Regions from separate parts of the Mus musculus genome. Here region 2 is linked to region 1. The links are chromatin loops, found by intact Hi-C in ENCODE. Cell type or tissue: heart. All regions are shown on one strand.

Region 1 (8,000 bases):
AGTGTGATAGCATTGAGCCTCTTGGCTATTCGAGTTGGTTCTCTGTCACATTCACAGTGATTGCATTATGAGTTGTTTTGCAATCATTTCTGTCAACGTTTGCGAAGTTTTCTTGTGACGGCTACTTCAGAGTGGAGCGCACATGCGTTGTATAGTTGCTTGGATAATCATATTATTTTCAAAAAGCTTCATACTAGTTTCTGATATGATCCACAATATAGAAGCACTGGCCATATGCTGGCCAATCGCTGATTGATTGATTGATTGATTGATTGATTGATTGATTTTTAAGATATTTTATGTATTTTATTTAATGTTGTAAAGACTATTTTTTTTAATGTGTGTTTTGCCTGAATGTCTGCCAGTGTACCACATGCATTCAGTACCCTGGAAGGCCAAAGAACAGTGTCACATCCCCTGGATCTGAAGTTAGTTGTGAGCTCCCATGTAGGTTCTGGGAACTGAACCCTGTTCCCCAGTAATGCGTTTAATCTGTGAGCCATCTCTCCAGCCCCTGATTGAGGGGTTTTTTTTTTTTTTCGGGAGTGGGTGAGGGGGGAGTGTATGAAATAATATTTGAAAATTTCCATCATTATTTTAGTTTAACAGTTATTGTAAAGAAATTCTGTTACCTCCGAAGACAATGAAGAAGCTGTGACCTTGTGCGGCTCGGACGTTGGTGTAAATCTTGATTCTCCTCCTCTCTATTTCCGTCCTGACCTCTGGCTACTTGCTAAGCCTCTCCAGGGCTTGAGTTTCTCGTCTGGCTGCACGGGAATGTTCAGGAGATAAATCCCAGTGTGGGAATGGGTTTGACCGTGTAGACTATTTTCATCCCTAGCTCTCACATGGTAGCTGCCCCTGCTGCTACTGCTATCGAGGCTAACAGTACTTCTTGTTGATCGCTTTTCATGGCTTTACATTGAAGGCGCCTCCCCAATCCCACCCTGATGTGTTCTAGGAAACCCTCAAAGCAAGTGGGGAAACCCACTGAGGCTATGAACCACCTTCCAGAGGTCTAGCCGGTGTGGTTTATTTAAAGGGTATTACACTATGGAATTCTAGGCAACACTGGCTCTAAATAAAACGTGCCTGCTGTTTATGAGGAAGTTGTCATACCCACAGCATTTACCGTGGCTCCGACACTCATAGTTGCTCTTGGGGATATCTCAGGCATCCCAAGTTGTGTTTACCCAGTCCGTGGACTCCTTTATAGATCATCCCTGCCAGGTGCCATGGTGTCTGCCCTGGGAGCAGGAACACACCTGCTCCATCTGTGCCATTTCATAAACATGGCCTGGGGTCGTGTGGCTTTCTACATCTCCTTTCTCCAATGTCGGGAGGTGGTTGAGAGCTGCAGACCTACTCTGGGGAGGAGATGAGATGCCGCCACACTGTGCACCTGCTGTCTTTCCTTCTTATGCATTGGTGATCTCAACTTTGCTCTCGTGTTGAAAGGGCCGATACCATCTGGATACATGGAAAATTTGGTACTGAGCGTTACGAAGAATGGATCACTTGGTGAATCCCACTGCAACAGTGGCTACCTTTTTGGCTGAGAACTAGATCTCTTCACCCAGGGCACATGAATGTGTTCTACATAGAAAAGTTGTAAGTGTAGAAATGAAAAAAAAGCACCATGAATATAGACCTGAGTATAGAAGGCCTTCCAGTAACATGCATATAACAATAGAGATTAATAATTGTGACAGCACATGGTTTGAGCTTCCTTTTGTTAAATCATGACAAACAGTAGTAAGAACAAAGCCAGACAATGTTACTACATTTGCTCTGTGTAGCACTCTCGAAAACTAGCAAGACAGAACCAGCCTCAGAGTAGATGCTAAAAGGGCCTATTGTCTTGAGTCACCTCTGTCAACATCCTTATTGCATTTTTTTTAACTGAGAAAGAGAAGTCACTATGTGAAATTCATGGGGAACCAAATAAGAGTCCAAGGTAGCCAAAAACAATCTTGTGGGCGGAAAAACAAAGGCGATGGTACCATAATTCTTGCTTTCAAGTCTGTAATTAAAACAGTCTGAAATGGGTATGAAGGTAGATACATAGACCAGTGCAATGAATGGGACAGCCCAGAAACAAACCTGTGGACTTACAGTCCGCTGAACCTGGCAAGACTGACGAAAATACCAAGCAGAACCGTCCTCTCTCCAAGAGATAGCGTGAGGAGAATTAGATGTCTGTGGGTGCAGCGAACTCCAGCCTTCATCTCACCTCATACACAGTAAACAACTCAAAATGAATTAAAATAAGACTCGAAGCCCAAAAACCTCAGGAGGAGAGGCAGAAGGGGAGCGTTTCATGGCTTTGTCGTTGTCCGTGATTTCTTAGATTGATACAGAAGCCTGTGGCAAGCAAAATTGGACATGTGGGACTCCCCAACTCTTCTGCTTAGCCAGGGTGACCGTCGGTAGCATGGTAGGTGGCCTACGAGATGAAGGGACTGTCTAGAAGCCATATCCCAATGAGGGCTGACTTACCAAAGAGGAGTCAGGGTGTGGAAGGAGCTTTGATCTGCCAGGTATGCAGCATTCTCACCATAACTGATGTAAGAATAGCTTACATATCTGTAGGTAAAGAAAATGTGATGTATCTATGCAATGGAATATTAGTCACAGTACGATACAAACAAAGTAAATGGGGCCAAGGAGATGGCTGGGTGGTAAAGGTACTTGCTGTGAAACCATAGGACAAGGTACTTCGGGTTATCTGTAATCTGCTGTTGGGGGATGGAAATTGGGAGGGGAGACGCAGAGTCTCTGCAGACTCGGGGCCAAGGTACCCTGGTGGACGCAGCCAAAAGGGTGACAGACTATCCCAAACAATAGATGTCAAAAGTCTGATAACTGATGGTCGTCCCCTAGCCTCTCCACGCACAGTGTGGCACATGTGGCACTCACAGGCACGATCGCACGGACATAACAAGCACAGAAGGGAGAAAGGAGTCTTGCTGACTCCGATTACTTTTGGTAATCTAAAGCTGTGAGACTCGTAGCAGCGTAATATGTAATGGCTTCTCGGCACTGGTGCTGCTGGCCAGGAAATGGGAAGCTGCTGTTGAGAGATTGCAGTTTTGAAAGATCAGGACGTTGTTACAACACGTACAGTTACGGCATAGTTAACAGTAAGTAGCATAGGCTTAAATTTTGTTGAGGGTAGATATTGTGTTCTTGCTATAATGAACAGAGATGACACACACAACAAACAACAACAACAACAACAACACAAAACCAAAAGACTCAACACTACCAAAAGCCAACTAAAGTCTATTCCTTTTGAACGGCTCCTCCTTATGTAACCAACCAAACTTTGCTTCACTGGTTTTCTGTGGTCTTTGCCTTATGCTGATCCTTAGGACGTTACAAAGTAACAGCAGACACCTTTCCTCTTTGTTGCACTCATGCCAGGTGGCCACCAGGGGGCAGATGATGCTTGGGAAAGAACTGAAGCTGAGCCGTTTGAAGCTTGTACCTAAGCACAGTTTGTTGGTTGGGAGGAGTTTTTTGTTGTTGTTGTTGTTTTTTTGTTTTTTTGTTTTTTTGTTTTGTTTTTCAAACAGGAGCTACATTTGGTTTTCCTTTACACTGGTATTATTTGCATTATTTCAGCTTCTTTCTGCACTTAGGGAAAACGGCTAATATTTAATGTGCATGGGATAGGTAATGATAGTGGAGTTCAAATAAACTTTTCTTATCTTAAATTTATTTATTTTTTTAATTGTAAATTTATTTTATTCTATGTGTGTGGGTGTTTTGCTTACATGCATGTCTGTTTATCACATGCGTGCATGAAAGGGTGGGACTGGAGATGATTGTAAGCTGTCAAGTAGGTGCTGGGAACTGAACACGGGTCCTCTGGAAGTCTAGCTGTTACCTGCCAAGCCTTCTCTTAAGCCCGTTAAAATGAAATTTTTAGTAAACGTACCTGATTGGTGACTGGATTGGTTATTTCTTCCTTTGGGTAGTGTAAGCTAGTGGATTTCTTTGTGACAGAATAGTTTACTGTTAACAAAAACAACCCCAACCCCTGAAAAAAGAGCCCACCCAGAAACCAAAATCGGACTATGTGGACAGTGGTGTGTCTATTTGTGACACCAATCTTATTTCTCATTCAGTTTATAATTTTGAGTCTCACTGATACCTTTTTAACCGTAATTTTGATAGCATAGGGAGAGCTTGTGGTTTTTTGTTTTTAATATTCAGAATTTGGGGACAGGTGTTTTTAACAGTTTTAAAAATAACAACCTGTGATCTAACAGAGGAAATCAAAGCTGGAACGTCTGTTTCTTTGACTCTTAATTCAGTGGTGTGACCCTCTGACGGGGATCGCCAAAGACCATGGGAAAATGTTAAGATTCATAACAGTAGCAAAATTACAGTTATCAAGTAGCAATGAAAACAGTTTTATGGTTTGGGGGGCCCAGCATGAGGAACTGTATCAAGCTATAGTAATTCCATTGTTGTTGCTGGTTCTGTTAGCAGGGAGGTGTTCATTCAGGAGGTTGGTTGGGTGTGGGTGTGCTCGCTCAGCCCCACAGTGACCCTCTGTGGGTTGCCATCCTCTGACAGGACAAGGCATGGGGTGTGAGCAAGGGGGTGAGTTGCTTCAGTTCTCCTCTTCTCCTGTCCCCTCGGATTCTCGGATGCTGTGTGGGATTTCTGAATGGGTTTTTAACATCTAGTGAGCTGTTAATGGAGTAAGGTTTGTTGCCTTGTGATATTGTTTACCGAGTCTCAGAAGCAGCAGACCTGGTACAGGGCTAACTTTTCGTTTTTAGTGTGGCTCTCAATACATGAGAATTAGAGTTGACAATTTGACAACCTGTCATTAGCACAGTAAAAAAAAAAAAATGCTGTTTATTTTAAAGATTGGAAGTATTTGTTGCTTGAGGGTTTCGCTCTGTTGGCGTGTTTTTCATCCAAGTAATGAGGTTTATGTATATCTAGGTAAAGCACCTGGGAAAGTGCCCAGGGATAATAGTGTGACCCTGTGCAGTTAAAAAGCAATGGAATCGGTTCACCGATTGCTCTAATGAAGTCTTATTTCTTTCTTTCTTTATTTAGCCTAGCTAATAAATAGACATTAGGCATGTGAGGTGGTTTATTTCATTTCGCCCCGTTCCAAATAGTGACAGGACCTGCGACATCATTGGCTGTTACATAAAGCTCCCGAGACCACCCACTTTCTCCTCCCCTTTCCATCCCAGTCGGGAACCACAACAACCCGCGGCATGCACAGTGTGATGTAATTCAGGCTGCTTGCTTCCTGAGCTGCTCCTCACAGATCTTGCTCAGACGAAGGGCATTGTTTGTTAGCAACATCTGGAAGAGCAAACGGAAGCCTGGAGCTCTGGGATAGCTAACTCTAGCTACCCCCCCCCCCACGCACCCCCCAATCTGGGTGGCCTGGCATTAGCATGTAAGCTTGTTTTTCTCTGGCTGTATCTCTTGGCCTGGAAGAACCCCGAGTTGCCAAGAGACACAGTATGTGATGGTCCCTGGAAAAGCTGCTTCCCCTGCGAAGTTCTCCCACTGGCTTCGAAGACATGCTGTTGTCTCCCAAATTCTCCTTATCCACCATCCACGTCCGCCTAACCGCCAAAGGACTGCTTCGAAACCTCCGGCTTCCTTCGGGGCTCAGGAAAAACACTGTCATTTTCCACACAGGTTGGTCCTGCACAGGTCTGCTCAGCACCGCGCGCGGGGAGGGGAGGTCGGAGATATGCTGATGAACTTGCTCATGCTTCTCAGGTTTCTATGGAGACATAATTGGGCACTAAAGCCCTCTTTAAGGAGAGGCTTGACTGGTTACAAGGAGCGGTAATCTCCTGTGTTGGGCAGGAGGGTACTTTAGTTGTGTGCCGGCAGCTGTAGGCTTGTCTGTGTTTACCGATGCAGGATGGTTGCCTTGGAACTTTCTGGCGCTCTCCTCTGCCACCAAATCTGTAAAAAAAAAAACCAAACAAAAACTGAACACCTGTTAATTCACACCTATCTTCAACTGATTTTTGGAAATAGGCTATGAGCACATTGAGACAGGATTTCTCTTTGCACTGAGAAAGGAGCCGGTTGTTTCTGTGGTTTTGTTTTACAGTTTTTCAGATTCTCACTAGAATGGATAGGGAATAGGAAAAGAGCCCCACATTACAAACATCCCTAAAATCACCCCAATGCTTGTGGAGGGCCGGTAAGTGGACCACACACTTAGTTTTCTAAGTCTTCCTAGCGCAAACACTTGTGGTCATAGACTATTGCTGCTGATGTTTGTGTGCGACGCTGCTGCTGCTGCCACCTTTCATTCTGTGCCCAACGTGAGACATTCCTGGTGTGTCTGTCCCTTCGGCATCTGTAAGCCTGCCTGCTCAAGCTCAGGTGCTACGGATTGCAATGGTGGTGAGTTAGGTCGATCTCACTGTGTGATGGCCTAAGTCTCCTTATGCTTGATTGGGGCTGCTGTGTGTTGCCTTCAACAGGCTTGCTTCGTGGTCATGCGTGATTTTTCTGTGTCACGCATGTGTTTCCTGTGCACCTCTTGTTTTTCAGTTGGCTCTTCACTGTCCCTGCTGATTTTTTTTTTTTAATTCAGCTGACAGCTTTTCATTTTCCCAGAGGCATCTGCCTTCCCTGCAGGATAACCTGGATATATATATATATATATATATATATATATATATATATATATATATATATATTTTTTTTTTTTTCTCCCCAGCTTCCCTTCCTCATTTCATAACTCGCCTTGGCCTGGCATTTGCGTTGGCTGGCCTTTCCTTCTAGCTCTCATGGCTGAAGGTAAATGAACAGAGCTGGGGCTATGCCCAATCCAAATGCCACTGTGATTCCCTTCAGTCCTAAAATAAAAGTTGAGGGCCAATGGGGGAGCTCAGTGGATGCTGAGGCCTTGGCTTTAATTGCCCGTACCCTCAAAATAAAAATATATTACAAATATATAAAAAGGTAAAAAAAGTGTGCTCTATTATTATTACTATTCTTATTAATTTTTTTCATACAATTTTCACCCTATTATTTCTCAGCCTCCCCAGTTCATCCCACCTCCCTATGTATACAAGCAAGAGTGCTTTATGTTAATAATTTCCACGTTCCAAAATACAAGCAACTCTCAATATTAATTTTTAAAACTAACGCAGGGCCTGCTCTAAGGTAGAAGACAGGTGACATTTCTGAAGAATAGATTTTCATAATAAAGTCAGAAAAAAAGAAGGTCTGAGGGCACTGTGTCATCCAAAAGTGGCTCTTTCTGCCCCGGACCCTGCCCTCTCTCACTGTTGTGGAGTCTTGGTTACCTTTCCGATGGTAGGTTAGCCAGACGCAAACCTACGGAAGTCTTTGATAGCCTCACACTGACTTGGGAGGTTGGTATCTGTTTTAGTTGCTGGCCTTTGTAAGGTTAATGCATCTTTGAGTTTCATGGTTCCCTACTTCCTCCTCCTCTGGGTGGAGGAGGTGCTGGGGGAGGAACTGGGTCTGCTGCATGTTTGGCTGGTGCTCTACACACCCAGCCTTTATTCCAGTCGTCTTAACAGTGCGAACCATTGCTGAGTCAACAGTGGTTTCGTTGTTCCACTGGCTGATGGCTTAACATTTGATTGTCTGTAGTATTTTTGTGAAGCAGGTAGTTTGAGCAAAAGACCTAAGGCTTTAAAGACCAGAGTTTATCTAATAGTGGTGTTTTCATCACATATTATTTTCTGAGTTTATATAAGTATTCTAAAATCCTTTTGCTGAGAGTCATAATGTTTAGACCTAGAACACACTTAGCAGTGAGCGTGCACCGTATTTTACACCGGGAAGTCTGCGGCCTGGACACATGAACTAACTTGCCCAAGAGCACACAGTAAGTAGAGATGGGAACACAACCTGTGACCTCTGTTTAGATTTTTTACCTTAAAGATTTTTTTTTCTCCAGCTGCGACTGCTGCTCTGACTCTCAGCACCAGAAACTAGGGGTGAAGGTGAAACAA
Region 2 (8,000 bases), 52 kb after region 1:
AAGGGAGCCAGGATGGGATCAGTGGGTCACCATGTTCAGTGACTTTAAATGCCTATAACCACTCAACTGATCAGTTTGTGTAAGGCTGGAAAGAGCACAAGTGTCCCTTGGCCTGAACTGAGCAGGGAAGCCTGCTTTCTTCAGTTACTTCTTTACCTAACCTTGCTACATTGTATCTCCATAGGGCCACCTGGAGGTAAATGCCAAAACCATCCTGGAATAAGTTTAAGGCTTTCCTCAGTATGGCCAAGACCTATAGGCTCCCTCCCTTCCTCTTCTCCTTCCTTCCTCTGTCTAGTTTCTTTTTTCCTTCCTCCCTCTCACCCTCCCTCTGTCCCTAACTCTCCCCCTTCCTCCTCCTCCTCTCCCCGCTTCCTTCTTTGCGTATGTGTACACGAGTGCTGTAGATACAGGGGTTGTGTGAACGGAGACAGTTAAACTGCAGTGTTTCCTTTACTGCCTTGAGGAAGAGACCCAGCACCCATGGTCACCTAGGCAGGACACCAGCTCCCAGCAGGACATCTCTGAAAGTGTCACCTAGAATAAAAACATTACTGCCTAGCTCTCTTATTTCTGTGTTTGATGAACACATGTCCTCACCGTGGTCGGTGTATGAAGACATCAGTGTGCCACTATGGCTCCTCCTGATCAACTTGTTGATGGTGCCGTGTATTGGGAATATGCTTAAGAAGTGAGAGAGTTTATTTATTCATTTCTTATATATATATATATAACTACAAACCTTGTTTTATACTAAGGTGGACAATAACACAGCATTGGTTGACAAGCTGAAGCGATTCCAGCAGGAAAACGAGGAGTTAAAAGCTCGCATGGACAAACACATGGCAATTTCAAGGTAAACCTACAAGAGTCTATTTCCCCTTTCCTCATCCTCGGACATCTACGGTCCCTTCTGGCTACGCTCCACCAGGCACCTCCCAGGCATGTGAGAGAAGCAGGAGAATGGTTCATGCATTTACCAAGGTGCCCTAGACCTCTCACCTAACTGCAGCTCACTAACTGTAATGGCGCTGTCAGACAAGGGGTAACAACACACGTGAACAGAAAGAGGCCTTGAGTTAAGACAGAAATAAAACAAGCCTTGTGCAAGTGCCCCATTGCCTACTGGGAAATCTCCCAAAGACTAGAGTTGCCAGCAATTACTCAGGATTATTTATTTGGGTCAGGCTTGAGGCTCTGGTATTCGGGAGTTTTGCTTTCCTTTTTGTGGTCCACAGACCTTGAGCCAGGGGGCCTCACACACATTAGGCAAGTCCTCTAACACTCATCTATATGCTTCCTTATTTGTAGTAGTTGGGTTTCTCAGCTTAAAAAAAAATCTATGACCCATATGCCAGTGGTGACACATGCCTTTTGTCCCAGCACTCTGGACTGCTTCAAACAGGTTAAGTTAAAGGCCAGCCTGGTCATCAGAGTGAGTTCCAGGACAGCCAGAGCTACACAGAGAAACCCTGTCACAAACAAACAAACAAACAAACAACCAAACCAAAAAACCCCAACCAGGAACCCTATGTTTGGTTGATAGTCCTGGGAGGCCTGTCCTTTTCTGAAGAGAAGTGGGAGGAGAGGAGGGAGGGGAAATCGTGGTGAGGATGAGCTATATGAGAGAAAAATCAGAAAAAAAAAATTGATGACCCTGGACAAGAACCTGTGTATTCCCCCAGAAGAAGTTTCTTGAACCTTCAGATATAAACAGTAGTAGTTCCTTTTTGACTTGGATTCATATGCTCTCTGGGTTTTGTTTTCCAGGCAACTTTCCACCGAGCAGGCCGCGCTGCAGGAGTCCCTTGAGAAGGAGTCGAAGGTCAACAAGAGACTGTCCATGGAGAACGAGGAACTTCTGTGGAAACTGCACAACGGAGACCTGTGCAGCCCCAAGAGATCCCCCACCTCCTCGGCCATCCCTTTCCAGTCCCCCAGGAATTCTGGTTCCTTCTCCAGCCCCAGCATCTCACCCAGATGACGGCTTCTGAACGCAGGAGACTCTCTGAAGGCACTGAGGTGCGCTTCTGCGGGACTGACCCGAAGTTCAGAGTTCATGGGAACTCGAGTTGCTGCGTTAGCTCTCTGGAATATCCCCAGGATATCGGGAGAGCAGCCGCCAACCGTTTCAGCTACGTACGAATAGAGAGCTCCAATAGGAGACTTTTAACTTGGTCCAAAAGCCTCCTCCAAAAACAGATTTCGGAACTGAAGTGGACATAGTTGCACAAAGCACTTACGGAACGAGGGAACCTTGTTCTTTGCCTTCCTTCACCTAAGCATAGGGGAAAACTCTCAGGGCCCTATTAAGATAAAGATTTATAACCTTTATAATGTTCTTCACCAGAGACACCTTCTTGTGATTTTTATTTCAGTCTGACTGTGGGCAAGGGGGGTGTGTGTGTGAGTGAAATGGGTGTACTGGCGTGTCACGTGACTGTCATAGCCCCGCCCCCTGCTGTGTATTAAAAGTCAACAGCTGTATATAGCTTGGCCTGTATTAACCAAGTCATAATCGGCACACGAGCGTCAACAAAAGCCATAGAAGAGAAAGCAATAGTGCTTGAATTTCCCCCCAACTCATCTCAGCACTGTGCCACGGCAGGGCTCGGGCAAGACAGGAAAAGCCTTTGGTTTCTTGATGACTGTACATTTATTTCTCTGTTGTTAGTTTTTCCATGTTCGGCATTATCCGTTGATAGCAGTTTTTTTTTCCCCCTGTAGATTTTCACGAGCCTAATTGCTATACTCTGATTCATTTTCTCAGGCTATGAGCAAATGTAGTTCCCTAATTTTTCTAAATACAAATCTGTATAAAGAGTAAGGGGGCAGTACCAATGGATGTTTCTGGTTTATTTTTTTCCCTTGAACCCAAGCTAGCTTCATAGCGCTAATCCTCCGTCTACCCTCCTGTTGTTCTAACCTCCGCCTTGCCTTCTCCTCCATGTAGAGCCACGGAAGCAAAGCGCCCTCCTTCCTACCCACAGAGTGTGCTTTTCCAGGGCCAGTTTATCTTGGAGGTGCTGAACCTGTTTCCCAAATAAGCTAAGCTCTGGTTCTGACACTACACAATTTTAGAAACCCCGGGGGGGAAACCAGTAAAGGCATTTTAGCATGTACTAATCCACATGAGCACAGAGTTAAGCCAACAGTTCTGTGTTGAGTAGATCCAAGAGCGGGAATGCTGACTTGGGCCCCTCTGAGCATTCTTCCAGCCACTGGAATGGAACAGAGTGGCCAAAGAGTGAGAGGTATGGCTTCTGCAGCTCCTTCACACTGCATTCAAAATTCAGATCTTCGCTTACCATCTCCCTAGGCTCCAAGGCTCTGTGAAAGTTAGAAGGATAGCTGTGGCTCCCCACCACCCAACCCACAAACTTCCCTGTGCATGCCGGCATTGCGATGTCAGTATTTACTAATTCATGGTCAATGCTGCTCAGATAACCCCTATAGCGAGGACAGATTCAGGATACTAGAGGTGAGTCATCCTAGACTTCTGCACTACAGAGCTAACTGATAGTCATGATGCATGCTTTTTATTAGGGGTTGTGTTTGAAGTCTCTTATCTCCAATAGTTTATGATGTATGTAACCTACCATGTTTGCTCCCGATAAATAGGAATGATTGCAGCTTCACTGCCACCTCCTGGAATAGCTCTGCTCCTGGTCCCAAGTTGTTCTCAATGATGTTAGCCAAAGTCAGGTTTGTCATTTATGCCCTAGTTATGGTAAAGCTCAAGTGTTGACCTGCCATCCCTCATACCACGTAGATGTCTGGGAAGTCAAATCTTACAGCAATTAAAATGCCTAGAGAGCATTTAAGGGTTTTTTTGTTTTGTTTTTTAAACCAAACATTTTATGTACAATACAAAATTGTTGACACATCGTTTAAAAAAAATGTGGGTGTGTGAACAACTGTAGTTTATAGCAATGGGAAAGTGTATTTTACTTTGATCAAATAAATAATGCTGGAATATTCAATGTAAGAATGGCAGCCTCTGACATACTTACTCTTCAAAGCGTTAAGTTATATGCTCCCCCTTCTCATCCCTCCTTAGTTAAGGCAGCCAGGCGCCCTATGCTATTATACAGAACTTAGAACCCAATGCCAAAATTTGTTGTGGCTGAAATTGGCTCACAGAGCTTGAGTTTAAGATTAAGCTTTTCAAATTCAAAATACATGTGTCAGAGAACGAAACTTTGGCTAGTTTGAATGATTCTTCTGCAAGGCGAAAAGAAAATTGGAACAGCTGTGGTCTTAAGTGTTTTTTCAAGACCGGTCTTAGCCAAAGCTGAATCTTCTTCAGTCCATTCATCTATGTTATATTAAAGGCTAAGGTGTTAATAGTGTACATGCAGTTATTTTTGAATAGAGGGGTTTAAATCAGTACTCTGAGTGTGGCGATTTCAATGTAAAAAGATGTGATTTTGATACCTTTATAAATGAACTTGTGCTAGCTTTGATAAAGTGACATATCTAAGCATTTGAATCTTGAGTCCTTGCTTTTGAGTAAGCCGTTGAACTTGGCTCAAACATCAAACAGAATACTAAGCAACACAAAGATCACTGTCAAGCCCTTCTGGATGTACATGCTAAATGACACAAGTACTTAGCTCACTTTTTTTTTTTTTTATAAAATCTTGCTCATTTAATAGAAACGATTGATACAAAGTTGTTGACATGTTTTCTCAGTATAAAAAGTAGAAACATGGCTGAGTCAAAATACATACTTTAGTTAGGAAAGTTTATACTTCTATTAATAGACTAGTGACTTCCTTTTAATTCGGATGTCTGTCTGACCCACTGGCAGGGGTTGGTCCTTGGCCTCCTATAAAGCACCTGGAAGCTGTGTGTGCAGATGGGCATCCCATTGGTCCACTACTCTTCACTTTCCAAATCAGGAAAACTCAACAGTGGTCGCTACTGTGGTCTGTCCTCGGAGATTCTGAGCTGTGCATATGTAGTAGCCCGCATCAATGGTCTCAAAGTCTTCCACGATAATGACACTCTGGGAGATTCTTGTGGTGTGTCCCAGTCCTCTGTGAATCAGTCTCCAGGTGTCCTGGATGGTCACAGGCCTTTCGTCCTGGTTAAAGATGGCACACAGACTAAAGTCACATTGACAGCTGCTTCCCTCACTCAGTTCCCATCCACCAGGCCCATTCAGTACAAGCTCACAGAAGGCTGGTTGGTATGCTGAGCTCACAAGCGGAGGGTTTTTGTTTTTGATTGCATAATTACTCAAGGCTGCCTTTCCCTTCCTCCACTCCTCCCCCAAGTGGGGTCTTGAATTTCAGGATGCTGTTTTTGTGATTTCTTTTTGCTTTTTTTATATGTAAAATGAATTATTTTGGGCCTCTATGGGGGACCAGCATAAACATATCTATATGAGCAGCATCTTTTCCCATTGTGTCACCCTCACACTGCCAAGTGGTTCTTGTTTATGGAACTTAAGGTCAAAAGCACTGACTCTGTAAGTGAAGAAGAGGCAGGAAAGCAATTAGGCTAATGTTCCTTGAGACTACAGAGGGAGGCCAGTTGTACCAAGGAAGGCTAAGATAATGCCCTAGGCAGCATGAGCATCTATTCTAGAGGACGGTGACTTGTAAGATCTATTTCAGGCAGTTGCAGCAACGAGAACAGTGTTTTCTAAATTCAATTGATAAGGGTGATTATAGTATCACTTAATGCTTTTTCTCCTAATAACAGCAATATAAAGGGTCACTCTATGGAAAAGCAAGAATGTCTAAGTAGAACAATGTATTTAAAACAACCAACCTAACATCTAGATGCTGGAAAGCTCTGCCCTCCTGGGATCCTTATTTTCCACCCCTCACAGGCTAAGCAGAGCACAGGCTACCTAGAGTGTCTTGGGAGTGTCTCCTCTGGCAACCAAGTTGGTAGCAGAGCTGTTTATTTCAGTGAGCAGACCGTGCACACAGACTGGGGACTTCTTTTATAGAAGACTATTTTTAAATGAATGATGCTGACCTCATATCACCTTGTGAACAGGGTCTATGTTTCAATGCCCCCCTTGGAGAATGTCTGCTCCAAAGCTTTGTGCAGGCGTTGTGTGGGGCTCCATGGCCTGCAGGTGCCCGCCTTTCTCCCACTGGTGTCTTTGAAACTTTGTGCACTGTGAAAGGTTAGAGCAGTCTAGAGTGGACCTAGATGGTGATGTTGAAAGCTGAAGTTCAGATGTAAGTAGCCTTGCCCCGCTTCCTGCTGCAATCCCTAAGGAGGAACAATGAACACACCACATACAAAGGCCTCTTGAGTGATTGCCTGATACAGCCATCCACTCTTTTTCCTCCTCTTTCTTTAAAGCAAGGTATTTTGAAGTGGACTGAAATATCTTAGAAGACAAACGTTCCCTGGTTCCTGTCTTATCATAAACCTAGTAGGGTCTCTCTAAGCGAGAGAGCTAGCTGAGTGAGGCTCCAGTGTGGCACTTACCTTCTGCCCAGGAAAGAGCCACCTGAATTCAACCTCCACATCAGGCTCCCCGAGGACAGTGCAGAGCACGCTGATGTCATCACCGCCCCTCACTTTGTTAGAGGAGGCCAAGATGGTTGTTGATGGAGGGCCACTAGGAACTGGGAACAAGCAGGAGACAGAAATGAGATCCATAACTGATGGTAAAGACAAAGATGGTACGTTCTCTCTGGGGAGAGGAAACCTTTTCTATAGCTTCATGAGGCCAATGCTAGACATCCCTTTTGATTGCCTTAGGACAGTGGTTCTCATCCTTCCCAATGCTATGACCCCTTACTACAGTTCCTCATACTGTGGTGACTTCTAACCAAAAAATAATTTTTGTTGCTACCTCATAACTAATTTTGTGGCTGTTACAAACCATAATTTATATTTTCTTTCTTTTGGTTTTTCGAGACAGGGTTTCTCTTTATAGCCCTGGCTGTCCTGGAACTCACTTTGTAGACCAGGCTGGCCTCGAACTCAGAAATCTGCCTGCCTCCGCCTGCCGAGTGCTGGAATTAAAGGCATGTGCCACCACACCCGGCTATTTTTTCTTTTTTTATTGGATATTTTATTTATTTACATTTCAAATGTTTTCCCCTTTCCTGATTAGTCCCCAATCCCCTATCCCATCTCCCCTCCCCCTGCTTCTATGAGGGTGCTCCCTCACCTACCCCACCCACCCCCTCCCACCTCCCTGCCCTCACATTCCTCTATGCTGGAGCATCGAACCTTCACAGAATCAAGGGCCTCCCCTCCCACTGATGCCTGACAAGGTCATAACATTTTGGAAACAAGTCTTTATTATGGCCAGACCACTCAATGGGTAATTTTGATGGCGGCCTTCAGCAAGGAGATGTGCTAAGAACTGGGACTAGAGGAGCAAGCCAGACAGATGGATTGAGCTCTTACAGCCCACAGTCTAGCAGAGTGTGCAGCCCCTGAGTGGGCAACTGTAATGCTTCATTTGAACTTGGAAGAAGCCCAGAGTGAGCCTCAAGGTAACATAGACTGAGAATCAGGCAAGGAGCTAAAAATTGAAGTCTCAGCACTAAGCTTAAGAGACACAGATTCCTGAGCAGTCTGAGTTAATGGGAGGTGACTCGGAGGAGTGGACGAGGCCAGAGCAGTGGTGCCAGCCACACGAGGCCTGGCAAGAACTTTGTGTTTCTGTAGGTAAGAACATAGCTGGATGTATTGATTAGAACAGCAGTCAGCAACCCTGCAGAACATGGTTTCGAAAATGAGGTGGGCAGATGGGAGGAAGGTATTCTTGGTAGCAGTAGCCAGAGATGGTGATAGCTTGAGTAATTAGATCAGGAATTAGAAATGGATCTGAAACTTAATAGAACGAAGTTTGAAGGGTTGGATTTCTGGTGACTGATGAGCAACTATCCCTGAGGTAGAGGACATAGGTCAACCATGCCTTCAGGGCAATACTGAGTTTACTGACGGGCATGGGACTGGGGCCATTGAGGTCCCCTGGAGCATCTGAGTACAGATACTACCTGGACCCATGG

The links. A loop is a pair of places that touch in the nucleus more often than their neighbours do. Peaks named below come from ENCODE experiments on the same cell type or tissue, not always from the same donor. Only the 100,000 strongest peaks of a DNase experiment are listed, where the experiment ranks them.
Region 2: it touches region 1 in a loop (6-fold over the local background); 15 of 42 quality-filtered maps call a loop at or near these places.

Annotation. Positions count from the first base shown.
Region 1 is chr8:41,039,158-41,047,157 of GRCm38, reverse strand. The region is part of intron 5 of Mtus1 (mitochondrial tumor suppressor 1); the gene reads left to right. Among named protein-coding and RNA genes, the nearest start is that of Gm16193, 9.9 kb to the left of the region's middle. In heart, a CTCF peak has its summit at 3,430 (motif pointing right); DNase peaks (open chromatin) are centred at 787, 5,307 and 7,497; H3K4me3 peaks cover 2,962 bases; H3K27ac peaks cover 3,561 bases.
Region 2 is chr8:40,987,404-40,995,403 of GRCm38, reverse strand. Pdgfrl (platelet-derived growth factor receptor-like) reads right to left here. Exons shown (of 6, transcript NM_026840.3): 5 at 6,460-6,599; 6 at 4,622-5,089. The coding sequence ends at 4,901. It overlaps Mtus1 (mitochondrial tumor suppressor 1), which reads left to right. Exons shown (of 14, transcript NM_001005863.2): 13 at 759-856; 14 at 1,771-4,492. The coding sequence ends at 1,984. Among named protein-coding and RNA genes, the nearest start is that of B430010I23Rik, 26 kb to the left of the region's middle. In heart, a CTCF peak has its summit at 3,649 (motif pointing left); DNase peaks (open chromatin) are centred at 1,123 and 1,903; H3K27ac peaks cover 245 bases.